2 separate regions of the Homo sapiens genome follow, and region 1 is linked to region 2. A link is an interaction called in ENCODE POLR2A ChIA-PET data of the cell type or tissue named here. Cell type or tissue: OCI-LY7. All regions are shown on one strand. Each heading gives the region's core, and the rest is flanking DNA. Links, peaks and the distances in the headings are about the cores only. Region 1 overlaps ESYT3 (extended synaptotagmin 3). Region 2 overlaps CEP70 (centrosomal protein 70).

Region 1 (16,729 bases), core at 5,613-13,612, 60 kb before region 2:
AGGCAGAGGGAGTTGGGGACGTGTAGGTGGGAGGACTGCTGTTGAGATAGAATGTCAGGGGCTGTCACGATGTATAGGCACACCCACCCCTACCCAGGCAAGTGGGGTCAGGGCTGTTCTCTAGGTGGGGCCCACCCTACCAATCTGGGCTCCTGGTTCCTGCTAGGGATGGAGTGGCAGGTGGCATGGGGGAGGCAGTGCCACCCCTCCACAGCTGGTCCTGCCTTGTGTCCAGTGATGTGTCAGACAGCTTACTGGAGGACCTCATTGCCACCCACCTGGTGCTGCCCAACCGTGTGACTGTGCCTGTGAAGAAGGGGCTGGATCTGACCAACCTGCGCTTCCCTCTGCCCTGTGTGAGTACCCAGTACTAGCCACAGACCAGCCTGCTGGGAGGCAGCGCAAATATCCTCTCAGCCTTCACATGTGGTGCATTGGCTTTATTTCACACTAATGCTTGACAGTCCCAGAAAAATGGTACAAACACCATCGCCCACGTCATAATTACTAAAGACATTTTGTCCTTGGGGTGTATCCCACTTGGGAGGTAGTGTCAAATTTACTGCATTCTAAACTTACTTGGAATATTTCCTCTGTTTGTGACAACTGACCATGAATATTTACATTGACTTGTTTCATTCTGGTCTCCATTTTTAGGGTTTTATACCTTAACTTCCTTTTACAATTATGTAAAGTAGTTGTACATTTCCAAAGTCCAATTAAAAAACAAATTACATTTTAAGGAGTCTGGCTTCTATCCCTTGTTCCCTCCACCTACTCCCCACCCTTCACTTATAAGTCATGGTTTATCCTTCCATTTTATTGATTGATTGGGTCTTGCTCTGTTGCCTAGCCAGGCTGGAGTGCAGTGGCACAATCACAGCTCACTGCAGCCTCCACCTCCTGGGCTCAAGCAATCCTCCTACCTCAGCTTTCCGAGTAGCTGGGACTACAGGCGTGCACTACCACGCCTGGCTAATTTTTGTATTTTTTGTAGAGACAGAGTTTTGCCACGTTGGCCAGGCTGGTCTCAAACTCCTGGGCTCAAGTGATCTGCCCGCCTCAGCCTCCCAAAGTGCTGGGATTACAGGCATGAGCCACCACACCTGTCCTTTGTTACTTAATATGAACAAATACATATATATGGTCGTATGACACATATTTGCTTATATTCAAATTCCCCCTTTCTTCGATAGATGGCAGCATAGTAGAGTTTTCCCCAGCATGCTTTTTTTTGGGCGGTGGGTGTGAAGGGAGGTGGTGGCGGGGAGTCTTGCTCTGTGGCCCAGGCTGAAATGCAGTGGCGTGATCTTGGCTTACTGCAACCTCTGTCTCCTAGGTTCAAGTGATTCTCCAGCCTCAGCCTTCTGAGTAGCTGGGACTACAGGGGCACACCACCAAGCCTGGCTAATTTTTGTATTTTTAGTAGAGACCGGGTTTCACCATGTTGGCGAGGCTGGTCTCGAACTTCTGACCTCAGGTGATCCACCCACTTTGGCCTCCCAAAGTGCTGGAATTACAGGCGTGAGCACTGTGCCTGGCCCCCAGTGTGCTTTTAACACTGAGTATGTCATGAGGATCATGCTATGACAGTGTAGATTAGAGATCTTCCACATTCTTTTTAAGAGCTCCAAAGTACTTCACTATGGGAATGTACTGAAGTTTATTCAACACAGTTCCTATTGATGGACCATTATGTTGTGTTGGGTCTTTCACTATTACAAATAGTAGTGTAATGAATAGCCTTGCATACATGTCTTTTTATATTTTTGCTAGTATGCCCTTGGGATAGATTCCTAGAAATGGGATTTCTGGGTCAAAGAGTAAATGCATGTGTATTTACTAATGTTAAAAAAATTCTAGGAAGGAGATATATCTCAAAACCCATGAACTATGCCTTTCCTAATTCCTGTGCTCCAGTCTTTATTAACAGAGTTATATCTCTTTCATTTCCTTTTAAACATCTATTCATGCAAGTGTAGGGAGGGGGTCTGCCCTGTAGTACAGTCCAGAATGTGGTGGGGATGAGGCTCAGTGTTGGGGCCTTTAGGAGTGCAGGTACCTACTGTCAGCAGCTGGCAGTGCCCACAGGGGCCAGGAGAAGGGATGCTAGGACTCCCTTGTTGGAGTCTACATGTAGGACACACAACAGAGGGGTCTGGAGTAAAGGAGGAAGCTTCCTTAGGTGTCATGATTGTTGGCACAGGAGGGAGACAGATAGCTGCAGTTGAATAAGCCATTCATGTGGCAGTTTGGAGGCAGGGAGTGTGGAGGCCAGGGCTGTGGGCAGGGCATACTGATGGAGAGAGCCCTGCCATCACTTGCTGTGTGGCCTTGGCCAGGTCACTGCCGTATCTGGCTTCTATCTCCTGGTCCAGACCGTGGAGGGGGCAATATGGGGGCAGCAGTGATCTCTGATGGTTTTAGCTCTGATACTCCAGGACTTGGAGGCCCCAGGAAGCAGCTGTGAGCCCTGGGCTTGGACATTTTCCAGGGGGTGATCAGAGTGCACTTGCTGGAGGCAGAGCAGCTGGCCCAGAAGGACAACTTTCTGGGGCTCCGAGGCAAGTCAGATCCCTACGCCAAGGTGAGCATCGGCCTACAGCATTTCCGGAGTAGGACCATCTACAGGAACCTGAACCCCACCTGGAACGAAGTGTTTGAGGTAAGGGTCTCCTTGGCTGCTTCTAGCCTTCACTCTGAGTCATGCTGGGCAGAGGCAATCCAGGGGCAACACTAGGCAGGGAGTGGGCCTTGGAGACAGGCAGGTCTGTGGAATTCCTGCTCCTGTATCTACCAGGCTTCCAGACTGGGTTACTCTGGCCCGACTAAAGGGCCAGCCTGAAGGCAAATTCCTACCTCCTTTCCCCTTCCAACTTTGTTAGAAGTTAACAAATCAAAGAGAAAGAGCCTTAGAGGCATTTCTGCTCCACTCTTCTCAGCTTCCCCTGTCAGAGCCAAACATCAGGAGCCTGAAGTTATTCCTTAAGTTCAACCACAATCCCTACTATTTGAAGGGTGGGACCCACAGCCTGTTAAGCCCCCCAGATTACACGCTCCAGGAGCCACATCTTAGGTGACCCCTCTCAACTTCTCCTCTCAATATACCATCTGGATGCTCTGTTACGTTTGGGGTGAGGCAGTGAAAGCAGGGGTGCTAAAAGGCAGCTTGGGGCTTCCTGATATTGTAGACTCACGGAGGGGCCAGGAGAATGTAACGAACAGGTGCTCAGGACACCGCATGGCCCATGCAGAACAAACAGCCACTGTCCCCTGGGCACCTGCTCTGCCATGGCTTGCACATGTTTTCTCTAATCTTCTCTTCCCCCCGAAGGGGAGGGGCTTCACTCCCTTCTTATGGGTGGGGTTCTTGAGGCACTGAGGGGGTCAGGAACCTGCTAGCGTTCTGAGCCATGATTTGGCTCCCTTTGGGTCATATGTCAGGTCGACTGTTGCCTGCAGGTCAAGACACCTCTTTTTCCTTCCAGTTCATGGTGTACGAAGTCCCTGGACAGGACCTGGAGGTAGACCTGTATGATGAGGATACCGACAGGGATGACTTCCTGGGCAGGTGAGGAGGAGGGCGCACAGCTGGGCCTGGAGGCAGCCTTCCCTCCCTGCGGGGTGCTGGGCTAGATACCCTGCTCCTACCACTTAATGACTAGCAACCCGCTGTGGTCACCCTGACATAGTGACTGTGCCAGGCAACCTGCCTCACCATTCTACATTCCTACCACAAACCTTCCCAGATGTCTCCCAAGTGCCCAGCCCTGACCTAGGCCCTGGGGGGTACAGAGAGGACCCCAAGATTTGTATATTACGGCTTTGCTTTCTGTCTTCCTGATAATATACCAAGTCCCCATTTGGAGTAGTAGACAAGGCTGGCATGGATGGCCAGATGCTCAGTCCCAAGGAACCCTGGGCCATGCTCTAGGGGGTAGAACCCAGCCCTTCAGGGGTATGAGAGGACTAAAATGATCAGGGTGGGGCTGGCTATCAAAATTTAAAACTTACATGTATTTTGGTCCAGCAGTCCCACTTCCAGGATCTCCTATAAAATAAAAGCCCTAGTATCTGAAATGTTTATTGCAGAACTATCCATAGAAGAAAAAGAACACCCCCATCCCCTAAATGAATATCTAACCTCAGAGAACACTGGCTGAATGTTTGAATACATTTTCCATTGCCAAACTACAGAATATTCTGCAGCTCTGAAAAACAAGTGGAATCTCTGTGTATTAACCTGGAGGACACCCATTATGAAGTGGGGGAGAGCAGCTGGGCATAACATGTCATTTGAGTCATCATCTGGGAGAGGAACCTTGAATGCGTATTTTTGCATGTGTTCATGTTAGCAGAGAAAGGCAGGCTGTTAACACCGCTTATCTCAGATGAGGAAGCAGAAAAGGCAGGTTTACCCAAATCTTCAGATTGCTGTGTTGTTTAGCTTGTTTCCAAGATCATGTAATTTTGAAAAGTAGAAACAAAACAAACTGGGAGGGGGCACAATCTGACAGTTTCAGAAACAAGCAGAATCTATGTGTATTATTAGCCTGGATGTTAATACACATAGATTCACCACCAGATGTTGCTTATCATTTTTTATTTTTATCTTAATGAAAACAGTTGCAATTTTTGTAATGTTGCAGATTAGAAGTGTGGCTTGTGGGTCATGCTTTATGTATTAGTAACTGATTTCAGGTGTGTTTTGAGCTTAAGCATGTTTCTTACAGTTATATAGAATTACATTTTCCCCTCTGGCTGTCAGGACCTTCTGGTTGGGCTTGGCTCAGGGTGAGTTAGGGGCAAGCTGAGGTGTGGGTGTTACCTCCTCTCACACACACATGCTGTGTTAGTCCATATTTTATTGCTATAAAGGATACCAGAGGCCAGGTAATTTATAAAGAAAAGAGAGTTTTCTGGCTCATGGTTCTGCAGGCTGTACATGAAGCATAGTGCCAGCATTTACTCAGGGCAGAAGGTGAAGAGGGATCAGGTATGTCACATGGCAAGAGAGAAGGGAGCAACAGGAGTGAGGATGTCCCCGCTTCTTTTTAACAACCAGATCTTGCATGAGCTCATTACTGTGGGGAGGGCACCAAGCCATTCATGAGGGATCTGCCCCCATGACCCAAACACCTCTCACTAGGCCCCGCCCACCTTTAACGTATGGGGATCACATTTCAACATGAGATTTGGAGGGGACAGACATCCAAACTACATCACATGCCAACTATACTTTCCCTTGTAGGGCACCTGGGGTAGATTTGGAAATGAAGGGGCATTTGGGGTTATTGACATGACTGTGAGAGGTGGTTCTTCTGGCATTTAAAGGGTACAGGACCAGGAGGCCAAATTTCTGCAATGCATGGGTAGTTTTGCACAATGAAGAATCATCCCACCCAAAATGCTAGTCGCACTGTCACTGAGAAATCCAGAGGTGATGTGTCCAGCAGCCTCTGCTTGTCCCCTGTGGGGATGGGAGCCCCCTTCCTCCCCAAGTAGCACACCCAGTGGGAGCAGCCCTGATGGTAGTTAGTCTTTCCTTCACTCGAGCTGATGGTGGTCTCCCATTGGTTCCTTGGGGTAAGATCCTCTGTCTTAATGGCCGCACTCAGATATCTGAAAACAGAGTCCAGTGTGGGCCTCCATGCCCTCTGCTGCTTTCTTCCTCTGAGCTGACCCAATCCCCTCTCCCTGTATATTCCAGCCTGCAGATCTGCCTTGGAGATGTCATGACCAACAGAGTGGTGGATGAGGTACAGTTGGTGCTTGCAACCCTCGGGGGAGTTTCAAGGTAGCCCTTTCCTGTGGACAGCTCCAGCAGCTTGCTTCAGCCCAGCTATTCCTATGCTGTGGTCCCCCTCTGTGCTAGGCTCCATCCTCAGGGCAAGAGCTGGGTGAGGCACAGATGGCTCCAGGGTATTCTCCAGGGCCCCAGCTGGAAGAAGTTTCCCTGGGAAATACCCACAGATTAAGGACCCCAGCAGGGGACAGTCACATTATAGGGGAGGGCAGGCTGGGCCTGGGTTTTTTTTAATCCCACAGTGTAGCACTTCTGTCTTCCTATAACCACATCTCCCAGTCCCTCTGAGCCCAGAGCATACCCTGTCTGGGCTGGTCCACCTTTTCCCATACTAGGACAGGTTTCCCTGTCCCTACTAGGATGCCAGGTCTCAGGACTGGGCTGCCCAGAGAGCATCAGTAGCATCTCCCTGGCCCTTTTCCCTGAGCTTTCTGCCCCTACCCCACAGTGGTTTGTCCTGAATGACACAACCAGCGGGCGGCTGCACCTGCGGCTGGAGTGGCTTTCATTGCTTACTGACCAAGAAGTTCTGACTGAGGTGAGTGTGGGGTGTCAAGGGCTCCCTTGCAGAAAGGTGGAGGAGCACACGTGCCAGGTGTGTGCAGGTGGAGGAAGGGTGGGAGATGATGCCCCCTTCTTGCTCACCTCCTGAAGAACATGTCACTCAGCCCGTCTCCACACAGGGCAGCTCCTGATAGCTCTCAGCAAATGTCCTCTGAGCATCTCCATCATCTTTAGATGATGGGGTCCTTAGAACTCTGTGTCAATGCCTGTCCTCCCAGTTCATAGGGAAATCCACTCAGTGTCTAACTTGAATCTGTCATGCACCAGTTATAGTCTTAACCTCAACAAAATGCTAGGTTGTGAGAGGTCCTCCGGCAGCTAGTCTGGAGTGTGAAGGCTAGCTGGCTTTCTTCTGCCATGAGTAGGCTTCTCCAAAATCAGTCTTTGTGTCCTGCTGCTGGGAGTACCCAGTGAGGGTCTGTGTCTGTTTGCAGGACCATGGTGGCCTTTCCACTGCCATTCTCGTGGTCTTCTTGGAGAGTGCCTGCAACTTGCCGGTGAGTGGCGACATGTCCAGAGTGTCACACAAACGCAACAAAGTGCCCATCACTTTCAAATTGTCCTGTGTTGCTTTAACCCCGTTATTCCTGTGCTGCAGAGAAACCCTTTTGACTACCTGAATGGTGAATATCGAGCCAAAAAACTCTCCAGGTTTGCCAGAGTGAGTGAGTATGTGGCTAAAAACTCCAGGGAGGGCAAATCACAGCTTCTCTCCCCAGAGTAACCACAACCCCATGTCTTCTGGGCCACAGTCTGTGCACACACAGCCTGGGGATAACAAGAGGTGCTGATTGTGGAGTCTACTGTGTGCCAGGCACTAGGCTTGGCAACTCATCCCCCACATTTGTTATCCCTGAGTCTCATGATGACTGTGTCATTCATTTTTATTACCATTTTCTGGGTCACACAGCTAAGAGGAGGAGCCAGATTCCACACTGTTTTCATAGCCCCAGGGAACGAGAGCCTGTGCCTGGCCAGGCCCAGCTCTGGCTTCTGGTCTTTTAACTTGGAACTGCTTTCTGGGGTTGGTCCTGTCCTGGGGCTCGCACAGTAATGACAGCCCAGGGGGACTGGGGCATTAGAGTAGCTTTCTCTCAAAGAGAAGTAACTGGGTGGCCCCAGTTCCCCCAGATGCTCCTGGGGGTTGGGGGTAGGACTGTCTCAAGCTGATATTGACTATGCCACCTTCACTGTTATGGATTTGATTCCTCACAGAACAAGGTCAGCAAAGACCCTTCTTCCTATGTCAAACTATCTGTAGGCAAGAAGACACATACAAGTAAGGTAAGACAGCTTGGTGTGTAGCCCTGGGGTAAGGAAACAAGGACCCAGCCCTTCTCAGGGAGAGAGGCAAAAGGGAGGGGAATTAACTTATGGTGAATGCCTAGTAGGCACTTGATGTTATTTAGTCTTCAGAATAACCTCACAAAATAGTTTTATAATTCAAGAATCTGAGGATCAGAGATAAATGACTTGACCAAGGACACAGAACTAGGGTTCAAGCTTGGGCATGGTTCTGAAGCCCATGTCCTTTCCACCAATCATGAATTTTCTCAGTCCAGCAGCAGAAATCCTGTTGGCCTCTCCTCTCCTGAAGTGAGCTCTAAGGCCAATATGATTTTCAGCTCCCCCGTAAAAATTCCTGGCAAACCACTCCCTGCCTTTGAGTGTTGTCCCGTCCTAGTGCCTCCCACTAGCTGTAGCGTGTTTGGGTCTGATCCCAGGGCATATAGGTAAGGTTCCCAATGGTACCTGGTGGCCAGAGTGATAGCAGAGGGTGCCGGTATCCAGCTCTGCCCAACCTAACCCTTCAATGATCTCTCCCTCTTCTGTTCCCAGACCTGTCCCCACAACAAGGACCCTGTGTGGAGCCAGGTGTTCTCCTTCTTTGTGCACAATGTGGCCACTGAGCGGCTCCATCTGAAGGTTTGATGGAAGAAGGGCTCTTGAAACAGAGTTAAGAGGTTTTTAAGCCAGGCGGGCTGGGAAGCTTGAAGTGCACCTTGAGCAGGTTCTCCTGGCAGCGTTTAAAGTCAGCCCCTTGTATGTAAGAGAGGACACTGAGGCCCCACAAGGCCTCATCTCCTTAAGGCTAGTGCCTGAGGTCACTGTATAGGGGGATGTGGGAGGATAAATCCTCAAGTCCCTTGACTTTCCCTGCAAAAGGGTCTTTATATTTGCTACACAGTACCCAGAGCAGCCTATCTACACAGGACATTAATAATGGTGTACTTTAAAAAATATATGTTTCATTTAATCTTCACAAAAGATCTGTAGAGTAAGCAAAGAGAGGCAAAAACAATGTCTTGTCCAAGATCTCATGACCAACAAGTGGTGGAGCTGGGATCTTTTAGGGCCCTGAGCCCTGCCTGGAGAGCAGCACAGCTCATCAGTCCCCAAAGCCCCCTGGCTCTGGGCATTTGACAGACTAGCTCATACAGATCATAATTGCCTCTACTCTGAGTCACTATCTTCCCTGACAGAAGACAAGGACCAGGTCTGGCCTGATCCCATTCTAGTTTTCAGAATAGGACCAGATGCCCATAGAAGCACAGTACAGACTGAAGTAAACCCAAACTTGGCTGGGGCTCAGATACTAGTAGTGGAGTGGTGGGGCTTGGTTATCCTCTTGTTTTGTGACTGGACCACTGCCCAGGTGCTTGATGATGACCAGGAGTGTGCTCTGGGAATGCTGGAGGTCCCCCTGTGCCAGATCCTCCCCTATGCTGACCTCACTCTTGAGCAGCGCTTTCAGCTGGACCACTCAGGCCTGGACAGCCTCATCTCCATGAGGCTGGTGCTTCGGGTAAATCTCTCCGGTCCCCTGGGGGAGGGGAGGAATAGAGCTCTGGCAATGGAGCAAGGTGTACTGCCCCAGCACTAAGCACCTGCTGTGTGCCTGGAAGAAGCCAGGAGATGGATTCATGTTTTTCATCAATTTTGAAATACTGAATGGGAGCAAGTCAATATTCAAAGAGATACAGGCTCTTCAAATATTGCCTCTCCTCCATTCTTCTTAAATTCCTCTCTCTAGAATTTTCTATAATGTACCTTCTCATCTATCCTCCATGTCTCTTGACCTCAACTAAATATTTCCCTTCTCTGTATTCATGGTGGTACATTCTAATTCTCTCAAGAGCTATCTTCCAGGCCACTAATTCTTTGGCTATGCCTAGTTTGCTGTTTAACCTGTTCATAGTTTTTTCAATGGTGGTTTTTCATTTCTATTTTTATCTTTTCCAAATCTATTTGGTATTTTCTCATAGAATTTTATTATCTTCTCATGTTTATATTCCATCTTTGGTCATTTGAAAATATGTTACAATGTATTAATATGTATGTTCTATTATTTGAAGATCTTGGGAGTTAAATTTTGATGTTTGTTTTGTCTGTTGATGCTTTTTGATGGTGACTCATTTCTGTTTTATAACTTGGATTGCAAACATATGTTCAGTGTTCCTTTATGACCTGGATCGAGGTTGTTCTCTTCCAAGGAGCTTCTGCTTTTGCTGCAGCTCAGTACCTCAGGTGCATTACAAACTTGAGTCCATTTTTGTGTATATTTCTTAACTTTGGGTTTCAAGATCCCATAGGTAGCTCATATTTATACTCAAAATTCATATGAGGACAGGCCTATGAGGTGCCATGTTATTAGGAAAGACTTTATCCCCTCAACCAGAGTACAGGCTGTGGCAAACACATGTTCTTGTCATCAGTCTTTGCTGGTAGGCCGAATAATTTTTATCCTAAACTACTTTTTTAACTAAAGAGATCCCACCTTCATGGGTCTTCCCTTCAGCTCCTAGCCTCACAGCCTCTTCTAACTCCCTGAATTCCAAGGTTGATATACAACCCTAGGAAAGCTTAACTTATTTTTCAGATTTTTTCTTTTTTTAACAGAATTATCCTTATTTTCTTGTGAATTTGGCTATGCATTTCAAAGGATGTTTGCTTCATTTTATTTGGCATTTCTAACAAGTTTTTCAGAATATTTGGAACACCATATGTATTACTGGAAATGGAAGTTCCCTAGGAAGGGTCTTTATAATTCACAACTGAGGGGAAAGGGGGAACGGGAAACAATGGCTGAGGTTGTGGAAGTGGTGACTCAGCTCATAAGCCACCCTCTTATCTGCTTGCAGTTCCTGCAAGTGGAGGAACGAGAGCTGGGGAGCCCATACACAGGACCTGAAGCCCTAAAGAAAGGCCCTCTGCTCATCAAGAAAGTGGCTACCAACCAGGGTCCCAAAGCCCAACCTCAGGAAGAAGGCCCTACAGATTTGCCATGTCCCCCAGACCCTGCTTCTGATACTAAGGACGTATCCAGGAGTACCACAACCACCACCAGTGCTACCACCGTTGCCACTGAGCCCACATCCCAAGAGACAGGCCCAGAGCCTAAAGGCAAGGACAGTGCCAAAAGGTTCTGTGAGCCCATCGGGGAGAAGAAGAGTCCAGCCACCATCTTCCTGACTGTCCCAGGTCCCCACTCTCCAGGGCCCATCAAGTCACCCAGACCCATGAAATGCCCTGCCTCCCCATTCGCATGGCCGCCCAAGAGGCTGGCTCCCAGCATGTCCTCGCTCAACTCCTTGGCCTCTTCTTGCTTTGACCTGGCAGATATCAGCCTCAACATTGAGTATGCACCTCTCTGCTTAATCTTTTCTAAAATCGCCTGTATGAAAAATACCTCGCTGGATGGAAAAGTAGATATGAACTTACATTTCTGTGCAAGTTGTTTTTTCACAAAATATCTTCCTAAGAGGCAGCATGGTGTGGTAGAAAGAACACAGGACAAGGGAGAGAGAGCCAAACAGGCTGTTTATGGCTCTAGCTGCGTACTGACTATAAAATAGATGCTGGACTCTGGTTGGTAAGGTCCCTTCCAGCAGAACCATTGAGTTATACTGGGATGACATGGAAAGCTTAATATGTAGAATTATGTAATAAATGGCTGTCATTTATGAAGGGTTTACTATGGGCTTAGCATGTTACCTGATTTAATTCAACCTTCACAATAACCCTACAAGATGGAACTATCATAAAAGTTTAATAAATTCATCCAAGGTCCCAAAAGGAATCATGATACAAAGGCAGATTCCACTTCAGGGTTCCCGTTCTTCCTACTATGAAGTAGGATAATTATACATGAATGCTGGATGGAACTGAATTCCATCTGAAAGTAAACTCACTGTGAATTATTATCCTACATGGCTCTATACTCCTCAAGCAGGAATGCTTCTTTGTCTTTGGGGGTGGCGGAAGAGGGCCAATGCTTGTTATGGCGAGAGAAGTGATGGGCTCTTTCTTTACAGAGGTGGGGACCTCAGGCGACGGCAGCTGGGTGAGATTCAGCTCACAGTGCGCTATGTGTGTCTGCGGCGCTGCCTCAGCGTGCTAATCAATGGCTGCAGGTAAAGGGATTCTAGGGCCAGGGAGGTCCTTTGGGAGCATCAGGTGACCATAAATCAGAGTAGGGACACTCAGAGCAATGAAAAGGGCACATAGTCCCAAGATAAATAACACTTTGGGGGAAAAATGAGATTTGAAGGCCTGAACACTGTAATCAAGTCCTCAAAGGGGCACTTTGGCCATCATTCTTCAGTGATGCTGATGGGCTCAAGAGCCAAGGGCTTTGCTCAGACGCAACCACTGCAAGACTGTCTGGAGTGGCTGGTAGCCAGTACATTTTCCAAGTGAGAATCTCAAACTTCCCTTAGAAGGAAAGTACTTGCTCTACTCCAAGCATTATAAAGATGCGTGTTATCAAAAACATTCATCTGATATTTTGTCCTCTAAATTCTACAGGCTATTACTTTTGATCATCAGGACCACTGAGCATTTTTATCCTTAAGCGTATCTAATGCTGAATGGCTAATATAGCCTTCTCTCAAATGTTTGAAGTGTTTGAAACTCTCAAACACTGAAACTCTCAAATGTTCAGTGTTTGAAAACCAGGGCCCTTTTTTTTTTTTCCTAATGTCTTTGACACCAAATCAGAAACCTAACACCATGTACCAGCAGTGGAGCTGATCCCTACGTCCGTGTCTACTTGTTGCCAGAAAGGAAGTGGGCATGTCGTAAGAAGACTTCAGTGAAGCGGAAGACCTTGGAACCCCTGTTTGATGAGACGTAAGTGGGCTGGTGGCCTGCCTAGAGTGCCTCACCCATTCAAGTATTTTCCAAGTACCTGTTATGTTGCCTGGCAGCCTGCCAGATGCTGGAAGGGGCTATGGCTGAACAAGACAACATAGTCTATGACTTCATGAAGCTTCTGTACGTTAGTGGGGAAAATGGAGTGCCAGAGAAGTTTATCAAAATGGCCACCTACATTTACTGCTCATAGAGGCTAAAGTGTTCCTGAATATGGAATGTTCCCTACTCTTTCTGTTTAAATGAAGTCTCTCTGGTAGTAAAAAGATTTGAATGTTCAAATATTTTTTTGATCTGTTTTAATTCCAGCAGTTAAACATTCCTTGAGCCTGAGGACCTAAAGTTTCCTCTAAAGCTTGAAGCTCTTTGGCCTGTCTTCCCTCCTGCAACAAAACATAGGTGATGGGTAGAGGAGATACCCTCCCCTTCTCCACAAAGGCTTGTCCACCTATGTCCTTGGGGACAAGGGTGACTCTAATCACATTAATTGCTTTTGATGGGCCAGTGGTGGCAAGTCTCATCCCAAATATTTTTATTCTTAGAAGTCTGAATCTCATCAGCGTGTACCTTCTGCTTCAGGGTTCTAAAAAGACATTTCTAGCCAGCTTAGGAAAATATTACATCTCATAATTTTCCTGGCCAATAACTTTTTTAAAAAGGGTTACACTGAGTCCTCTTTGGGCCATATCTAAGAACTATTATGTTCCTTCAAGAGCTACACTTTGAGTTCATCAGTATCAAGAAAAGGGTATGAGGAAGAGAGACTATTCATTCAACATTTACTGAATGCTTTATGCCAGGCAGCATCCTATACTCTAGAGCCACACAAGTAAGAGATTTTGCCTTCAAAGGGAGCTCTGACATAATTATAAAAAGATGTCAAAATTGTGGTGTGGTAGCTACTACGTGGCTAAGGGATTAAAAAAAATTATGTGGGAATATATGAGGGAAGAGGTTTAACATTTGACTTTGACTTTTGTGACAAACCTAAATCTGTTACTAATTCTCAAAAGTATGACAGCAAGATAAGCCTGGACTATCTGGAAGGCAGAGTTGGCAGCCTCCACCCTAAAAATAAACCTAAAAGTAAGAGGTTTCCTCTGCCTTACTCCATAGGAGGTGGCCACTGTTTTCCATGCAACTGTAGCAAACCTAACTGCTCAGTGTTCTAGCCCTTAGCTGGTAAGAAAAAAACTGAGAAGGGGGTTGAGGTGGTCCTGTGAATAGGTACTGTTCAGGGTGAGGAGGGCCAGCTAAAAGAGTGGTAGCCAGGGGCAGGTGTGGTGGCTCACGCCTGTAATCCCAGCACTTTGGGAGGCTGCGGCAGGCAGATTATCTGAGGTCGGGAGTTTGAGACCAGCCTGACCAACATGGTGAAACCCTGTCTCTACTAAAAACACAAAAAATTAGCCAGGTGTGGTGGTGCATGCCTGTAATCCCAGCTACTCGGGAGGCTGAGGCAGAATTGATTGAACCCAGGAGGCAGAGGTTGCGGTGAGCCAAGATCGCGCCATTGCACTCCAGCCTGGGCGACAGAGCGAAACTCCGTCTCAAAAAGAAGAGTGGTAGCAAAGGTAGAATTGGAGAAAGATAGATGCAAACTAAGCCACAGCAGTCTGAGGCACTTCTAGGCAAACAGCCTCTTAATACTTCTGGATTTTGTGAACAACACTGGACAGTGATTATTTGTAATAATGATACATCGTGAGTAGTTATGAGCCAGTCCTGCTCTAGGTGCTCCTAATAGTCTGTACCTTTCTGTTTTAGTAGGGAAATGGATGAAGCACTTTAGATTTTCAAGAAAACTGAATGAAATGCATAATTCTCACTTCCTTTTTGCTTCCTAAAGATTTGAATTTTTTGTTCCCATGGAAGAAGTAAAGAAGAGGTCACTAGATGTTGCAGTGAAAAATAGTAGGCCACTTGGCTCACACAGAAGAAAGGAGTTAGGAAAAGTAAGTACAAGAGATATTTGATATACCAAGGAGATTATGATCAATTCGCCTTATCCCAATTTCTTTCCTTAATGCAGTGTTTTGGAGGGGAACTAATTATTTGTGATTATTTAGGTACTGATTGACTTATCAAAAGAAGATCTGATTAAGGGCTTTTCACAATGGTAAGTGTGCCCTTTCATTTTATCACTGTTATCCTGCTATTCAAGACAGTTTTCCCTTTTCAGTACTGTTTCAGCTCCTTTGGTTATCAAGAAGGGAGGGAGATGAACACCTTTATTTAAGGCTTTACTGCCTGCAGATCTCACTGATACCCTAAAAGACACCTGTAAACTCTAGCCTTAACCCTGAACCCTGGCTGGCCAACTTACAGAGAGACAGGTTCTGCTGGTCTTACAGAGGCCCAGGCAGGCAGGACTAGGCAGTTTGTCCTGTTACCACAACACACTGTCATTACTAACGTTAAGTCCAAACGTAACTGTCTTACAGGTATGAGCTGACTCCAAATGGACAGCCCAGAAGCTGATGATGAGAATTCTTATCACTCACCTTTATATTAAAATGTATATATATGTATATATTTTTTCCTTTGGATCACTTACATCCAATATATGTATATTTTGTCATTTAAATCAGAACAACCACTTGAAATTATATACATACAATTCTTGTGTGGAATTTAACTCCATGACTGAATAGCATAAGGAAGAGGTTATTTAAAAGCAAGAACTACTTTTTTTGGTTGGATTTTTTTGTTCAAGTCCAGAAAGAAATGTTATATTTGTGCCTACTAAATTATCCAAACCTCAGTGTTTATATACTTAAACAAGTGCCACTTTTTAGTAGGTAATTATATACCATCTGATTTAGGACTTACCTGAATGTATGTACCAGAAAGTGTCCTGCCTCTGGCATAGGGGCTGGGGGAGGTCTGTTTCTGGAGCCACTACCAGCATTCCTGGGCAGTGACTGGCCAAAGGGAAGTCACTTTTTTATGGAAATAGAAAGTGACCCAACTCAAAACTGCCAAGAGCTAACACTGCCAAAGCCCTTCTGGCTGCCACCTGTGGTACTTGTATGCCTGGATATTTGTTCTTTTATTTGACCTGGAGCTAAAAATGTATTTCCCTACTGGCAAAAATGTTATACTGATATACTTAAATACCTTGAGTTAAATACTCTTGTGTAGTCTAAGGGCCAAACTCCAGCGTGTAGCATTATTTCCATAGGAAAATGCAAACCAAGTTCCAAGCCCAGGTCTATGTCTGACTCTCATAGCAAAGCACTGGAGACTGCTGAAGAGTGTCACCATCAGAGAAAAGGAAGCTTTCAGATAAGTTTAGGCTATTCAACTTTTCTAAAGAGATGGTTGGTTCACCTAAATAACATGTTAAAAGCAAAGTATTAAATTATATGCTTAAACAAGCGCCTCTTTTACATTTCAGACTTTACAAGACCAAATATACTTCTCATCCCCTCCAACATTCCTGGACCTCCTCTTCTCTCTTACCAACACCAACACTACCTGCCGTCAGTTTTCTGTCTCTGCCTCTGCCTTCACTGCCACTTTTCTGAAGCAGGGCAACATTCGAGAACAAAGTTTTGTCATGTTACTCTTATTCCAGTTTCCTGCCATCTGATTCACATGCAGATGTTCTATTCCAGAGTAGTCCAAATACTATGCTCTGCTGACTCAAGTCATGTCTCAAACCTATTTCCTCTATTAAGTAAGTCAGTCAATCCATAGTGAAATGGACTCTTCCTACCGCCTGTAGCATTTACTGTTGATACTGAGTATTTTCCATTTTAATAGTTCCCAGCCTTTATAACACTAAGTTTTAAGAAATGTTGATTAGGCATCTGCTAAGGTTACATGCTAAGCAGCTACTTATATTGTATTTGGTATTTAATTTTGTTTATTCTCCAGTTGAACAGTAGGGAACAATTCAAGCTACTTGAATTGTTTTTCACCCTCACCATCCAAGACCGTGTTAAGTACATAGAAGATGCATGGTGAAATTCGTTTCTGCTGAGGTTTCTATTTTAAATGGCAAATTCTCATAATAAAATGGAGCATTGATGCCTACCCTGTCTACCTTATGATGGCATTCTAATTGCCCCCTAAATAGACAAGTGCCTTGAAAATGGAGAAGCACCAGAGAAATAAGGGAATGTATCATATGTACATCGAAACATTAGCAACCCTAAAACAGCTAATCAAAATGGCAGATAAGTGAAAACCTACCCCTCT
Region 2 (16,729 bases), core at 5,387-13,386:
ATCGGAGAATACTATAAACACCTCTACGCAAATAAACTAGAAAATCTAGAAGAAATGGATAAATTCCTCAACACATACACCCTCCCAAGACTAAACCAGGAAGAAGTTGAATCTCTGAATAGACCAATAATAGGCTCTGAAATTGAGGCAATAATTAATAGCTTACCAACCAAAAAAAGTCCAGGACCAGATGGATTCACAGCCAAATTCTACCAGAGGTACAAGGAGGAGCTGGTACCATTCCTTCTGAAACTATTCCAATCAATAGAAAAAGAGGGAATCCTTCCTAACTCATTTTATGAGGCCAGCACCATCCTGATACCAAAGCCTGACAGAGACACAACAAAAAAAGAGAATTTTAGACCAATATCCCTGATGAACATCGATGCAAAAATCCTCAATAAAATACTGGCAAATGGAATCCAGCAGCACATCAAAAAGCTTATCCACCATAGTCAAGTGGGCTTTATCCCTGGGATGCAAGGCTGGTTCAACATACACAAATCAATAAATGTAATCCGGCATATAAACAGAACCAAAGACAAAAACCATATAATTATCTCAATAGATGCAGAAAAGGCCTTTGACAAAATTCAACAACCCTTCATGCTAAAATCGCTCAATAAATTAGGTATTGATGGGACATATCTCAAAATAATAAGAGCTATTTATGACAAACCCACAGCCAATATCATACTGAATGGGCAAAAACTGGAAGCATTCCCTTTGAAACCTGGCACAAGACAGGGATGCCCTCTCTCACCACTCCTATTCAACATAGTATTGGAAGTTCTGGCCAGGGCAATCAGGCAGGAGAAGGAAATAAAGGGTATTCAATTAGGAAAAGAGGAAGTCAAATTGTCCCTGTTTGCAGATGACATGATTGTATATCTAGAAAACCCCATTGTCTCAGCCCAAAATCTCCTTAAGCTGATAGGCAACTTCAGCAAAGTCTCAGGATACAAAATCAATGTGCAAAAATCACAAGCATTCTTATACACCAATAACAGACAAACAGAGAGCCAAATCATGAGTGAACTCCCATTCACAATTGCTTCAAAGAGATAAAAAACCCAGGAATCCCACTTACAAGGAACGTGAAGGACCTCTTCAAGGAGAACTACCAACCACTGCTCAATGAAATAAAAGAGGATACAAACAAATGGAAGAACGTTCCATGCTCATGGGTAGGAAGAATCAATATCGTGAAAATGGCCATACTACCCAAGGTAATTTATAGATTCAATGCCATCCCCATCAAGCTACCACTGACTTTCTTCACAGAATTGGAAAAATCTACTTTAAAGTTCATATGGAACCAAAAAAGAGCCCGCATTGCCAAGTCAATCCTAAGCCAAAAGAACAAAGCTGAAGGCATCATGCTACCTGACTTCAAACTATACTACAAGGCTACAGTAACCAAAACAGCATGGTACTGGTACCAAAACAGATACATAGAACAATGGAACAGAACAGAGCCCTCAGAAATAATGCCACATATCAACAACCATCTGATCTTTGACAAACCTGACAAAAACAAGAAATGGGGAAAGGATTCCCTATTTAATAAATGGTGCTGGGAAAACTGGCTAGCCATATGTAGAAAGCTGAAACTGGATTCCTTCCTTACACCTTATACAAAAATTAATTCAAGATGGATTAAAGACTTACATGTTAGACCTAAAACCATAAAAACCCTAGAAGAAAACCTAGGCAATACCATTCAGGACATAGGCATGGGCAAGGACTTCATGTCTAAAACACCAAAAGCAATGGCAACAAAAGCTAAAATTGACAAATGGGATCTAATTAAACTAAAGAGCTTCTGCACAGCAAAAGAAACTACCATCAGAGTGAACAGAATGAACAGAGTGAATCAGAGTGAACAGAGTGAACAGGCGACCTACAGAATGGGAGAAAATTTTTGCAATCTACTCATCTGACAAAGGGCTAATATCCAGAATCTACAATGAACTCAAACAAATTTACAAGAAAAAAACCAAACAACCCCATCAACAAGTGGGCAAAGGATATGAACAGACACTTCTCAAAAGAAGACATTTATGCAGCCAAAAGACACGTGAAAAAATGCTCATCATCACTGGCCATCAGAGAAATGCAAATCAAAACCACAATGAGATACCATCTCACACCAGTTAGAATGGCGATCATTAAAAAGTCAGGAAACAACAGGTGCTGGAGAGGATGTGGAGAAATAGGAACACTTTTACACTGTTGGTGGAACTGTAAACTAGTTCAACCATTGTGGAAGACAGTGTGGTGATTCCTCAAGGTTCTAGAACTAGAAATACCATTTGACCCAGCCATCCCATTACTGGGTATATACCCAAAGGATAATAAATCATGCTGCTATAAAGGCACATGCACACGTATGTTTATTGTGGCACTATTCACAATAGCAAAGACTTAGAACCAACCCAAATGTCCAACAATGATAGACTGGATTAAGAAAATGTGGCACATATACACCATGGAATACTATGCAGCCATAAAAAATGATGAGTTCATGTCCTTTGTAGGGACATGGATGAAGCTGGAAACCATCATTCTCAGCAAACTATCGCAAGGACAAAAAACCAAACACCGCATGTTCTCACTCATAGGTGGGAGTTGAACAATGAGAACACATGGACACAGGAAGGGGAACACCATACACTGGGGCCTGTTATGGGGTGGGGGGAGTGGGGAGGGATAGCATTAGGAGATATACCTAATGTTAAATGACGAGTTACTGGGTGTAGCACACCAACATGGCACATGTATACATATGTAACTAACCTGCACGTTGTGCAGATGTACCCTTAAAGTATAATAAAATAAAAATAAAAATAAAAATAAATAAATAAAATAAAAAATCCTAATAAAAGAGGCAATTTTGGTAAAAATATAATTACTTGACGTTTTTCTTAAGGGCTTTTTCCAGCTTCTTCACCTGCTGTTTATAAAGTCTTAATTCATGCTGCGTAGGCCTGTGGAAAATAAATAATGATAAATTAATTCAATTTACTGAATAAAAGCATAAAGGTACTTAAATATTAACGACATACAAAACTTTGTTACTTGTCACAAATATACTTATTAAGCTTCTGAAAATATTTCATGACTGCTAATTTGGAGTTTACTGGCCATTTAGATTTCTTCTTCTCTGTAATCCCTTATTCAAAGCCTTTTAGTCGTTTTTTGCTGCTAATCTGTTACTTGTTTTTATAGTGAAATATTTCAAGTATACAGACAAAAACAGAGAACATTATAACAAATCCTGGTGTATCCACCACCTAGCTTTATCAAATTTGAATATTAACAGATTTGATTCAAATCTTAACTCAAACTTTATACATATACTTAAAATTCCCTCATTAATGTCATTCTTCTCCTTCCCATACCATAGAGAACCACTATCCTCAATTCATTGTTCATTATTCCCATGTATGTTTTTAAATTTTTACTACATATTTATATAATCATAAATTTACATATTATTGTGTTCAAGGTTTTCACATTTTATATAAATGGCTTATGCTAGGTATCAGGTCCTTCTCTCCATTAAGGTATAAGTTTTTTCTTGTTGTTTTTTGTTTTTTTTGAGAAAGGGTCTCACACTGTCACCTAGGCTGGAGTGCAGTGGCACAAGTTCAGCTTACTGCAACCTCCACCTCCCAGGTTCAAGCTATTCTCTCACCTTGGCCTCTTGAATAGCTGGGACTACCGATGCGTACCACCACACCGGGCTGATTTTTGTATTTTTTTTGGTAAAGACAGGGTTTCACCAAGTTGGCCAGGCTGGTTCTCAAACTCTTGACCTCAGGAGGCCTGCTTCGGCCTCCTAAAGTGCTGGGATTACAGGTGTGAGCCACCACGCCCAGCCATTAAATATAAGCTTATTGAGAACAGGAAATTTGTTTTGGTCCCTTGTTCACCCCAGAGTTTGGGACAGTGTCTAACTTACTATAGGTATTCAAATATTTGTTGAATGAAAAAAGGCTCAACAATGTTCATTCTTTATTACTGTCAACATAGAGAGTGTCATCCTTTTGTAGCTATGCTGGATATATCTTTCTGTTGTGTGCCATTATAAATTTTACTTTTCTTCTCATCCCACAGCACAGGAATAAGAATAACAAGGCATTCCAGTATAATTTGAGAATGAGAACTCCGCTGGCAAAAGACTGAATCTAATATAGTAAATATTAATGTATTATACATTTCAAAATCAATAAGAGTAAATTTCAAATGTTTTCAACCACAAAAGGTATTAGATGATGGATATGTTAATTAGCTTGATTTAATTATTCTGCATTATAATCATGAATCGTAACATCACTTTGTGCCTCATAAATATATACAGCTGTAATTTGTCAATTAGCAATTAAAATAAAAATTTAAGATAATAATCATGCTGAGTGAAAGACGATAGACAAAAAAAGAGTAAATATTGTATAGCTCCACTTATAAGAAGTCTAGGAAATATAAACTAACGTATAATGATTGAAAGCAAATCAGTGGTTGTCTCAGGGAAAGGCAAAGAGGGGCAGGAGGGATTACAAAAGGGGCAAGAGATAACTTTTAGAGTTTTTTGTTTTGTTTTGTTTTAAGAGACAGAGTCTCTGTTGCCCAGGTTGGAGTGTGGTGGTGTGATCACAGCTCACTGCAGCCTTGACCTCCTGGGCTCAAGTGATCTCACCTCAGCCTCCTTAGTAGCTGGGACTGCAGGAGTACGCTACCATGCCTGGCTAATTTTTTTTTTTTTTTAATATGGAACGCTTCATGAATTTGCGTGTCATCCTTGCGCAGGCCTGGCTAATTTTTAAAATTATTTGTAGGCCGGGCACGGTGGCTCACGCTTGTAATTAACACTTTGGGAGGCCGAGGCGGGCGGATCACGAGGTCAGGAGATCGAGACCATCCTGGCTAACATGGTGAAACCCCATCTCTACTAAAAATACAAAAAATTAGCCGGGCGTGGTGATGGGCGCCTGTAGTCCCAGCTACTCGGGAGGCTGAGGCAGAAGAAATCACTTGAGCCCGGGAGGCAGAGGCTGCAGTGACCCAACATCGTGCCACAGCACTCCAGCCTGGGCGACAGAGCAAGACTCCGTCTCAAAAAAAAAAAAAAAAAAATCTCAATGGGCTAAAATTATTTGTAGAGATGAGGTCTCACATGTTGCTCAGGCTGGTCTCGAACTCCTGGCCTCAAACAATCCTCCTACCTGGGCTTCCCAAAGTGCTGGTATTATAGGTATGAGCCACTGCACCTAGCCTCCAAGGCGATTATCTTGACTGTGATTGTTAGGGTGATTATCTGGATTATAACTGTTTCATAGGTGTATACACATATCAAAATTCAATAAATTGTGTACCTTACATATATGCAGTGTACTGTACATCAATTGTAACTCAATAAAGCTATTTTTTAAAAGCAAAAAAAAAAAAAAGACTGAATCTATTTGAAGTTTTTTTTTTTTTTTTTGACACAGGGTCTCGCTCTGTCACACAGGCTGGAGTACAGTGACACAATCATGGCTCACTGCAGCCCTGACTTCCTGGGGTCAAGTGATCCTTCCACCTCAGTCTTCGGAGTAGCTGGGACTACAGCCACAGACCACCACACCCAGCTAATTTTTATATTTTTTGTAGAGAAGGGGTTTTGCCATGTTGCCCATGCTGGTCTCGAATTCCTGCCTCAAGCAATCCACCTGCCTCAGCCTCCTGAAGTGCTGAGATTACAGGTGAAAGCCACTATGCCCAGCTTATTTGAAGTTCTTAGCTAGTTTTGTCTTCTTCACTGTGGACTCCTATTTTCTCATTTCCCTTGCCTACCCATGTGCTCTTGTTCCTTTCATAAGTTATCACGGGAAAGAACTGACTAAAGTGAGTATAAGAATATTATGTACTCATGATTAGCTTTAGAGCAAAGGAGCTAGAATGGTGCATTTAATATTCCAAATTCCAGTATGTTTACTTTTCAAAGGATGAAGAAAAATTGGCCGGATGCAGTGGCTCATGCCTGTAATTCCAGTACTTTGGGAATTCTGGCACTGGGCCTAGGAGTTCAAGACCAGCCTAGGCAACACAAGGAGACCCCATCTCTACCAAACAAAAAATTAAAAAATTAGAGGCTGAGGATGGTGGCTCATACCTGTAATCCCAGCACTTTGGGGAGGCCAAGGAGAAAGGATCACTTGAGGTCAGAAGTCTGAGACCAGCCTGACAAACATGGCAAAACCTCATCCTACTAAAAATACACAAAATAGCCAGCCGTCGTGGTGTGCACCTGTAATCCCAGCTACTCGGGAGGCTGAGGCAGAAGAATCGCTTGAACCTGGGAGACAGAGGTTGCAGTGAGCTGAGATCGCGCCACTGCACTCCAGCCTGGGTGACAGAGTAAGACTCTGTCTCAGTTAAAAATAAATAATTTTTAAAATTAGCTGGGTGTGGTGGCTTGCACCTATAGCCCCAGCTACTTAAGAGGCTGAAGTGGAAAGATTGCTTGAGCCCTGGAGGTCAAGGCTGCGGTGAGACGTGATCACACCACTGCACTTGGCCTGAGTGACAGAGTGAGACCCTGTCTCAGGAAAAAAAAAAAAAAAATTAAGTTTCTCTCACCTGGTTTCCAAATCTTTTTGGAGGTTCAGCTTTTCACTTGAAAGTGCATCAATCTTAGATTTTGATTCCTTGAGTTGATTCTGTAATGACTGCAACACATTTCATAGAAAAATAATTAACTTTCTTAGATTACTTAGTTTATTAAAAAGTATTTATTAGTTATGCAGTCCCCATACCATTAAAAGGCCTTTATAAGTTGGTGAGGCATCCAGATTTCTGTAGTCGTTTTCTTCTTCTGACTGACTTTCATCTTCTTTATATTGCCTATGAAAATATGTATGCAGTATACTTATGAAAAATCTATCTTCAAAGAAAAAAACTAATTAAACCAATGTAATGAGGGTTTAATAATCTAAACATGAATTAAAATTAATCCACATTTCCTACTTGTTCTCATAGAGAATGGTATTAGAACACTACTACTATCTAATATTATAGTACATACAGTATCCATTTACTCTCTTTTTACTTAGAATATATGATCCATGAGGACCAGAACTTTGTCTTATTCACCACTGTATCTCACTGCCTAGAAAAAGTATGGAATATAAGAGGAGGTGAAAAAGCACTGCTGAATAAACAAACGAAACATAGGTGGAACATCCATGTTCTTTTAAAAAATGCATTCTCCACATACTATTTTTTCCTTCTAGTACATTTAGGTCACCAAAAAACCTATATGAAGAAAATGTAGATCATAAGTGGAAAAAGCAACAGATTTAATAGTCTTGGTTCAAGCCTTGATAACACCACTAACTAGTTGTATTATTTGAATAAGTCAATCTCTCAGAATTTATTTTCTCATCTGTAAAATAGTATCTGTCACATCTACTTTACAGGACTGGTGTAAAAAGCAAATGAAAGATACTGAAGGACTCTGTGAAATGCAAAGTGCTAGCAAATAAGTATGATTATTTTTAGCAATCTTGATTAACTATCACTGTGATGTCCTATATGGTAACCAATAGCTACATGAGCTAGTGGTTACCGCTTAACACTTGAAATACGGGTAATGCCACCAAGGAACTAAACTTTTAATTTCATTAAATCTTAAATTTAAAAATTGAAGTAGTATAAAATACTTTTCTGTTAAACACAACTTTATTGTTTAGGACTACATTTCACTTTAACTATTGTATCACATAAAGTATTACTATTGTAGCCTAGTGTGCACTGGGTACATGCATGATTTCTAGTATTACACATAAACATATCACCAGTCTAGTAAGTATCAATGGATTGATTCAGTTCAAATGATTTATTCCCAATGTGTTTATTTTACACATGTGCATATAGTCTGATGATAAAAACAACAACAACAACAAAAAACTTCGGACAACACTGGCCTTAAAAAAATGGACAAGCAGAGAAGCTTTTGCCACTGCGAGAGGCCCATGTCCCACCTGTCTTCTTCCTTTGGTCTTGCTGCTTCAGTTCTACAGGGTCACAGCTCTTCTCCTCTGCTTCCTGTTTATCCTACTTAGGCCTCCAAATCTTGGCCTGGCTTCCCCCGTCTTCTCTTTCATCTTCTTTACTAATGTAATACTTGTCAATGAATTGTTACATCCTCCTGTTACAGTACTCCTACTTCTTTAGATGATACCTATATCCTATTTGTAGATCTCAAAATCTATCCTGAAATTGCCAGAATCTCACTTTCAAGTTAGTACTTACTCTTAGAAAGGAGACTGAGTTTATAATATAAACTCCACTCAGTCAATGAATCCCGAAAAACTCCCTCCTTAGGAGAGAGACTCTTTTTATTGCTGCAAATTTTCTCATTTGTAGAATATTATTTATTAATGTATCTCCTATTTTCTTCCTATCCTCCACTTCCCTCAATAAGACATCCAATCCAAATATCTGACCCAAGGATAATTTGTATAGGCCAAAATACTTTACTTCAGCTAGACAATTGATGAAAAGCTTTTTAAGTTAAAAAGTGATTCTTTTCCAAGTCACTCATTCCTCAGCCCCAGATTTTCATTACAAATTCATGACAACTAAATTCAATACCACCACTCCAATGGCCTCAATCCTTTTTATCATCTTTAGTCAGAGAACCCCGTTTGCAGAACTCTACAAGTACCTCTCACATCATATTCTACACAAAAGATTTCCTGATGGATATGTTATGTTAAATCTTTTCTACTCTTACTAAAAACCCCAAATCCCCTCTTCATCATCTAGATCAGGGGTCAGCAAACTGCTGTCTGCAGGCTATATTCAGCAGGCTGTTGGTTTTGTAACTATTTTTATTGGAACACACCTGTGCCAATTCATTTACATATTATCTGTGGCTGATTTTGTGCTACAACAGCCGAGTTGAGTAGTTGTCCTATCTTTGTAGAATCTCCACCATCTAAACGACAGTTTCATTTGGAAGTCAGAAGGTCCCTGAAGCTACTTGATAAAATGCTGCTTTCTGAAAAGAACATAAAGCAAGAAGTTGCTTTTTAATTAGTTGCTCTCTTCTTCCCTTCCTTCCTTCTTCTTTTCCTTTTTTTTTTTTTTTTTGGAGTCCCCACAGTACTACAGATAATCAGCAACCAGCAACCCACAGAGCTCTGCCATTATTCTCTCCAAGATTTTGGAAAGTCACTATTCTTGGGGCAAGAATACTAGAGCATACGCTTCATAAAAGTGAAGAATTTATCTGCTTTATTATGGGATCCTAATTACTTAGAACATGGTACAAAATAGGTGCTCAAATAAATATTTGTTAAAAGAACTGTTCCATCTATAAATAATAAAAAGATTAGCTACTGTTTTAGTGACCTTACATTAAAGCATTTTAGATTATATCTTAGATATCCTTCAGCTATTTTAGTTTAGCCAAAGACCATTTATCTCTATGCTTATTTAATCAGGTGATAAGTGTGTTTTAATCTATAAGCTTGATTTTTCACTGACATTTTATCTTTATCTCACATAAATCTGCATACTAATTAGGTTACACTTTGATAGGCAGCCAATCTAATTCTATGCACTTTGCGGATATACTTGGTAACTACCCAGGGGCTAGATCATATCAGTAGAAAAAATTATAATACTTCAAGAAAATAAAGGGAAATACCATTTCTGCTATGACCAATACTTTGGTGATAATTAAGTATACATAATTTAACATAAATACAACAATACATCTTGACTTAAGTTGTAAAATACAGTCTTCAAGTTCTTTATAAAAAAGAACTTCACAGTGACATATTAGGTGGATTTCCATAGTATATTAAAGTTTCAAAAGCTACAGAAACTTCTGGTGTGAATACTGGATTAAAACCTTTAAAAACTGTAATACAGGATTACTCGTACCTTTGTGTATGAATTTTTCTAATTTTAGATTCATAGTAATCAATTAGACAAAGCAACCTAGAAAACAGAATATTGAATTATTTTCAAAATGCGGTATGGTATTACAGCATCTACTAGTTTCACCACATAATTTCAAATTACAGTGTAAAAGTAAGTACAGATTATCTGGCAGGCTTTAAAAAATTTAAGTGATTCTTACCAAAAAGCAAATACTATACTAAGTCATATGTTATATTAATTTCAAAGTATAGATTTAAAAATAACTATAAACATTATATCTCAACATATTAAATGCATATCCTCCTTGTCCCAACAATTCTACCTCTAGCAATATCTCCCACAGAAATAAGTCAAAGGATGCAACTCAATATGAACAAAGTTGTTCACTGCACCATTATTTAAGAGTGAAAAGCCAGAAATAATTTAACTCTCCATCAGGAGAAAGGTTAAATAAATAATGGCACATCCATACTACAGAAAATAATGGGCTGGGTGCAGTGGCTCAAGCCTGTAATCCCAGCACTTTGGGAGGCCAAGGCAGGCGGATCACAAGGTCAGCAGTTCGAGACTATCCTGGCCAACATGGTGAAACCCCATCTCTACTAAAAATACAAAAAATTAGCTGGGCGTCGTGGCGAGTGCCTGTAGTCCCAGCTACTCGGGAGGCTGAGGCAGGAGAATCACTTGAACCCGGGAGGCGGAGCTTGCAGTGAGTCAAGAGCGCACCACTGCACTACAGCCTGGTGACAGAGCAAGACTCCATCTCAAAAAGAAAAAAAAAAAAGAAAGAAAAAGAAAATAATGGAGAAGTAGAAAAAATAATGTAACTTTGTATGTCCTTAACAAGGAATGATGATGGAAAAAATTAATGTTGCATAATCAAATGTATATTTTTTACTTTTGTCTAAAAAGAAAAGAAAAAAGTTAGATGTGAATATGTATATATACTGAAAAAGAACTCTGTGGGTTCTTAACCAGAGAATAATATTGTAAGCTAGCGGGTGTATGAAGGGGCAATGTTGCCATATTGACTAGTTGGAGAGGGGGCAGAATGCTAAAAATTCATCGGTGAACAACACAACAATACACAAAGAAGAACTGTCTCACTCAAAATGCCAACAGCACTCATTTTGAGAAACAGTAGGAAGGACACACACCAAATTGTTAGGAGAGGAGGTTATTTCTGGGATGTGGGGATTAGGAAAGCAAGCAGATTTGTTACATTTTACCATATACACTTTCATATTGTTTGAATTTTTATTTTTTGTTTTTTTTTGTTTGTTTGTTTTTTGAGATGGAGTCATGCTGTCGCCCAGGCTGGAGTGCAGTGGCGTCATCCTGGCTCACTGTAAGCTCCACCTTCCAGGTTCACCCCATTCTCCTGCCTCAGCCTCCCGAGTAGCTGGGACTACAGGCGCCTGCCACCACGCCCAGCTAATTTTTTGTATTTTTAGTAGAGACGGGGTTTCACCGTGTTAGCCAGGATGGTCTCGATCTCCTGACCTCGTGATCCGCCCGCCTCGGCCTCCCAAAGTGCTGGGATTACAGGCGTAAGCCACTGCGCCCGGCCTGAATTTTTATAAACATTTATTGCTTTTGTGATTTAAAAAATGAGAGAAAAACAAAATAATACTATGCTTTCATGTGTTATTCTTTTTAAACGAACAATATACTGTTTCCCTCCTATCTTGGGAAAATATTACCAACCCATCCCCCTCTTCAGAACTAATTCAGCCAATTGTGCTCTTAATGTCACAACTTTCTAGATTACTCTTTTTCTCTTCAACCCTTCCCCAATTACTCTTTTTCTCTTCAAGCCTTCCGCATCTTAACATATACCAGCTTTCACATTATCCTGAAAATATGCTTTAATCTTTATATCCTGCACAAATCCTCTTGACCTACTTCCCCCTTATGCTATGATTCTATTTCTAATATTTTCCTTCATAAAAAAACTTCATTCATTCTGAGTGATTGTAACCAATTATCTTCAATAAAGTTTTAGGGAGGACTTATTACATGTTAAGTACTGGGAATTCTGAGCAAATAAAATAGTGGGAAAGTAAACAAGTTAACCAATGAGGAAGCATGCAACACTGCCGATCACCCTCTCCTTGAAACACTTTTGTTCCTTGGTTATCATGATACCCAAACACAATTCCTCTTCTGCCTCTTCTTTCTCTATATGGACTTTGGAAGTTCTCTGGAGTTTGGCCCTTTTAACAACAGGCCTGATATGTCTACTTGGATGACTGAAGGTGCCTAAGTATATATCCATAAATGAATTCATCGGTTTCTTCCCCGTTCCTTCAAATGTAGTTTAAAAACTGGCCATCTTTGACTCCTCCACTCCTTTCAACATCTATAGCCAATTCGTCTGGACAACTCCTATCCATCTTTGCAGTGTCTCTCCCTTTTTTTTGGTCCTAGTTAAGACCTTCATTAGCCCTCTACTACTACAACCGATTCCTAACTTGTCTTTCTGTCTCTGGGTTTAATCTCCTTGCTCAGGAATCTTTGGGTATGTTCCCTGCCACACAGAAAGTAGAACTCAAACTCTTCGGCCAATTTAAGTCTCTCAAAGTTACAGCACACTTTCCATATTGTCATATTGTCTCTTAAGACTCTTCCCAGAATCTCATGTATCCTATGTTCCAGACCTCTTGGACTCTTGACGTCCCAAACACATTCACTTTTCCTGTTATCATATTTCTCTAATTGAAACATCCTTTCTCTCACCTCTTCCTATTAATATTCTATAGTTCCTAGTAGTCCAGCTAAAAAGATAACTCATTCATGAAGCCTATGTAGTCATTCTTACCTTTCACTAATTTCTCCCTATGTCACACCCACTTAGTATCCTATCTGCCCCACCTTATAGTACATACCACTATCTGCTTTATATTTTACTTACATGCATATATGTCTATCTACCCAACTAGACTACCAGGTCACTGAATGCAGGAATCATGGCTTTCCTCATCTGTGTGTGCCCTATTACTTAGCCCAGTACCCGTGTAACTTTTAATAATATCTGTAGTGGCTACAACTCATGTATTTCCAATAGGTTTAATTCACAATTTTTCATTTCAGTGTCTCAAACTGAAAGTTTGCATTGACAAAAATCAAACAGTGGAAAATCTCTGGCCCACTGGACAAATTCATACCTGAATTAGCCTGACTTCATCTGGTACATTGCAAGTTCTCTCAGTGCTTCTCTCACCCTCTTACCCAGTCATCTTAACTGTTTTTTGTTTTTTCATTCTTCCCTTCCAATTTCTCTCTTCTTCTTCCCACTGTAGTTCTCTCTCCCTCACCTCTCTCCTTTTTGTTCTTCCTTACCTCTCCTATTTTTCTTACCTAGCCTCCCTTTTCTATTTATTCACACCTCTCACTAACATTTTTATGTTTTTTTATGTGTTTGTCGTTACTTTTCCTTCAAGAGGATGAAAATTATATATGTGTATATATGTGCATTATCTCTCAAATAATTATCAAAAAATCTATAGTTTTAACTTGTTTTTACTTTATATCTGACCTCATTTATTTTTATTGTAAAATAGAAACATCTAATTATTCAAGATTTCCAGTCCTACTAGGTAAACATATAATACCGCTTAAAATGCAATCAGTTTAAACTGTTAAGAGAAAAAAAGAAGGTGCTAGTACATAAGAGAGAATATGTATATAATATCCATACTACTTATATTGCTAAAAATAACTCTAAACATTTAAAATCAATTACCTATAGGGGAGGTAAGGATAGGATAGAATAAAGGGGACAGGAATGAAAACACAACTTCTCTGAATATAAATAATGAATAGTTTTGATTTTGCAATTACATAAATGTTTACACATTCAAAAGTAAAAATTTAAAAAGCAATCCCTGAAAATTGAAAAGAAATTGAAACAAACCTAACTGCATTATAATTTGGTGACGCAAACACACAGAGAAACAAGTATTTCAAGATATTTTAGAAATATACATCTTGACTGCATACATAGTGGAATATATTAATATCAAAGAAAGCTGCCCAGAAATTTAAATCTCATTCAGTAGGCTTATTGTTAGTAATTCTAGTTTTATTATTTTGAAACTATTTTTATGTATTATAGGATATAGCAAATAATTATAATATTGTTCTTAAGAATGATTTTCAGTAGGAAAGACAACAGTTACAAATGTAAAATCAGAATTTAAATAAAAATACTATCTTAACTTCAGCTAGGTTAAAAAAAAAAATCAATGATGATTTTTTTTTCCCTCCAAAATATATAGTCCCTGGTTCTTTCCACTAAAAACTCCTAAAATCAATAACATAATAAAACTAAGCAACCCCAAAACCCATACAGCGATCTCTCAATAGTATTCTTCACTAAAAGGATCAGTTATTTTGAGAAATGTCTGATTAATTATGAATTTATTTAAAAGTTTAGTGTTATTTTTAGTAAATGTTCAATTCCATTCTTCAAAGGACCTCTAGAACAAAAAAAAAAAAAAAAAAGAACAGGATGAGCAGGGAAAAACAATGCAGAAGAGGAGGAGAGAGAGGCTTTTCTAGTTTATAAGAGTTATAACCACCCCCAAGATAATATCAGGTAAAACAAACAAACAAACACAACAATGAATCTAGCTACATATCAATTTATGTAGCAAAATTACTGTCTATCCAAGACGGTATGAGGAACTCTTTTGCACAGATAGGCAAACACTCTGTTTTGAGTGACAATGCGATCTTCTTCCTCCTTTTTTAATCTACAGACTTCCATTTGCAAAGAAGCAATAGTTTCTTCTTGCTCCGTTCGTTTTTTCTTATAATGCTGGCACTTCACCTATAAGATATTTTTTAAAAACATGATTATGATATGTACATCTAGGACATGCTATCCTAACAGTATTGTACACAAAGGCATCTTCATAGTTTCTACTGAGCTGTTTCATTCAAGAACTTCAGTATTGAGGCTGTTTTTAAATGAGTATAAGCTCCAGGAACATTAATATATCATAAACCTGAAAAAATATAAGTCAAATAGCTATAAAATGGGGAAACTACAGTTCATAATTGCGTGCATTCAAGACATTTCTTACCAAGTAAAGGAACTCAAGAATTTCCATAAAACTGGTATAATTTTATGTTTAAGTTTACATTAAAACAATAATCAGGAAAGAATCAATATTAATTGGGGATTGCAAATGGTGTAGTCAACTTAGGCATTCATGCAATGTGGGTGACTGCAAACTCACAGTAAGTCCATAACCAGGAAATTATCATCAAGAAATAATCAGGGAGAAAGACATCACCAAAATGGCAAAGTTGAAGCAATCTGGCTTCACTTCCCCCAACAGAAAACCAAAAACCAATATCCAATGCCAAGATTATTACCAGCAATATCCCAGAACTCAAATCTGAGGATGGGACAATCCCCGGGACCACAAAGAAGTGAAAAAATTTCAAGCAGATGGTAAGAGAATCGGACTTCTGTAACTGTGATGCCTCTCCCCTAATCTGCAAGGAATTGCCTGTGGAAAATTTTCCCCAGACTCAGTTTCTACACTGGAAAAAGTGAGATCAAGACCAACTTCCCCACTATCTTGGGTTCCTTGCAGGAGAACTGTTCCTGCCTCAACCCACAGAAAGCATCACAAGTGTCTATAGCAAGAAAAACTGAGAGCAACCAAAGACAAAGATGGAAGGTGGGAATAGCAGCAACCCCAGCCTGCAAAATCTGCTTGGTATCTCAGCCAAAGAAGATGCTAAATCAGAGTGGCTGTTCAGCAGCACCACACTGTAGGAGGTACACTCTACAGGTTCGCTGGGTATGAAACCCTAGCCAGCTTTTCCACACAGCTGGGGTATCCCATTTGGGATCTCCCCAACCTAGTACCATCAGCACTCTGAATGCTTGCCAGAGCTGTAGCAAACCTGGACATGAGCCACCATCTAGTACCAAGAAGGAAGCAGTGACCTAGCATAAAGGAAATTCAACAGGTGAATTGTAAAGAACCTCTATGTAAACATATCCAAGAAAAACCCAAACAAGCCAGACAGTGAAAACTGAAATAACTAATCCTTCAATGAGAAGACATAGATATATGTCCACAAGAAACAACAGCTAACAAAGAACCATGACCCCCACAGATGGAAAAAGGAGCCAGTGACTGACCCTAACGAGACAGTGTGGTGAGATTCTTCAGATCAAGAATCCTTATTCTTTTTCTTTTTTTTTAAGTCATCTGGTTCTGGGCCTTTATTTGTTCAGAGGTTTTGATTATTGACATAATCCATTGTTACACATCTACTAAAGTTTTTTACTTCTTCTTGAGCCAGTTTTGGCAATTTCTGTGTTGCTAGAAATATGTCCATTTCATCTAGGTTAGCTAATCTGTTGTCATATAATTGTTCAAAGTATAGTCTTATAATCATTGCTTTAATGGAGGGGTGGAGGTTTAGGGTTTACTTCCTTACAACTTTCAGTGATGTTAAATCTCTTTTATCATTGTTTTCGTTTGTTTGTTTGAGACAGAGTCTCACTGTCGCCCAGGCTGGAGTACAGTGGCATGATCTCAGCTTACTGCAACTTCCACGTCCTGGGTTCAAGTGATTCTCCTGCCTCACCCGAGTTGCTAGGATTACCATCACACCTGGATAGTTGCGTACCATCACACCTGGATAGTTTTTGTATTTTTAGTAGAGACAAGGTTTCACCATGTTGGGCAGGCTGGTCTGACCTCAAGTGATCCTCCTGCCTTGGCCTCCGAAAGTGCTGGGATTACAGGTGTGAGCCACC

What was found. ChIA-PET counts read pairs that join two places held together with the same protein. Peaks named below come from ENCODE experiments on the same cell type or tissue, not always from the same donor. Only the 100,000 strongest peaks of a DNase experiment are listed, where the experiment ranks them.
Region 1: POLR2A ChIA-PET joins it to region 2 with 17 read pairs; 4 of 35 experiments call an interaction of 5 or more read pairs at or near these places.

The regions. Positions count from the first base shown.
Region 1 is chr3:138,461,851-138,478,579 of GRCh38, forward strand. It overlaps ESYT3 (extended synaptotagmin 3), which reads left to right. Exons shown (of 23, transcript NM_031913.5): 8 at 236-356; 9 at 2,495-2,665; 10 at 3,489-3,571; 11 at 5,711-5,759; 12 at 6,255-6,344; 13 at 6,805-6,867; 14 at 6,969-7,031; 15 at 7,586-7,654; 16 at 8,210-8,296; 17 at 9,027-9,176; 18 at 10,513-11,009; 19 at 11,686-11,784; 20 at 12,371-12,502; 21 at 14,373-14,478; 2 more. The coding sequence ends at 15,004. Among named protein-coding and RNA genes, the nearest start is that of ESYT3, 36 kb to the left of the region's middle. In OCI-LY7, for the core only: no CTCF peak of the experiment used is centred there; no DNase peak of the experiment used is centred there.
Region 2 is chr3:138,522,575-138,539,303 of GRCh38, forward strand. It overlaps CEP70 (centrosomal protein 70), which reads right to left. Exons shown (of 18, transcript NM_024491.4): 7 at 14,604-14,773; 8 at 9,940-9,996; 9 at 6,801-6,888; 10 at 6,625-6,713; 11 at 2,916-2,990. Among named protein-coding and RNA genes, the nearest start is that of CEP70, 63 kb to the right of the region's middle. In OCI-LY7, for the core only: no CTCF peak of the experiment used is centred there; DNase peaks (open chromatin) are centred at 8,087 and 8,927; H3K4me3 peaks cover 1,182 bases; H3K27ac peaks cover 2,299 bases.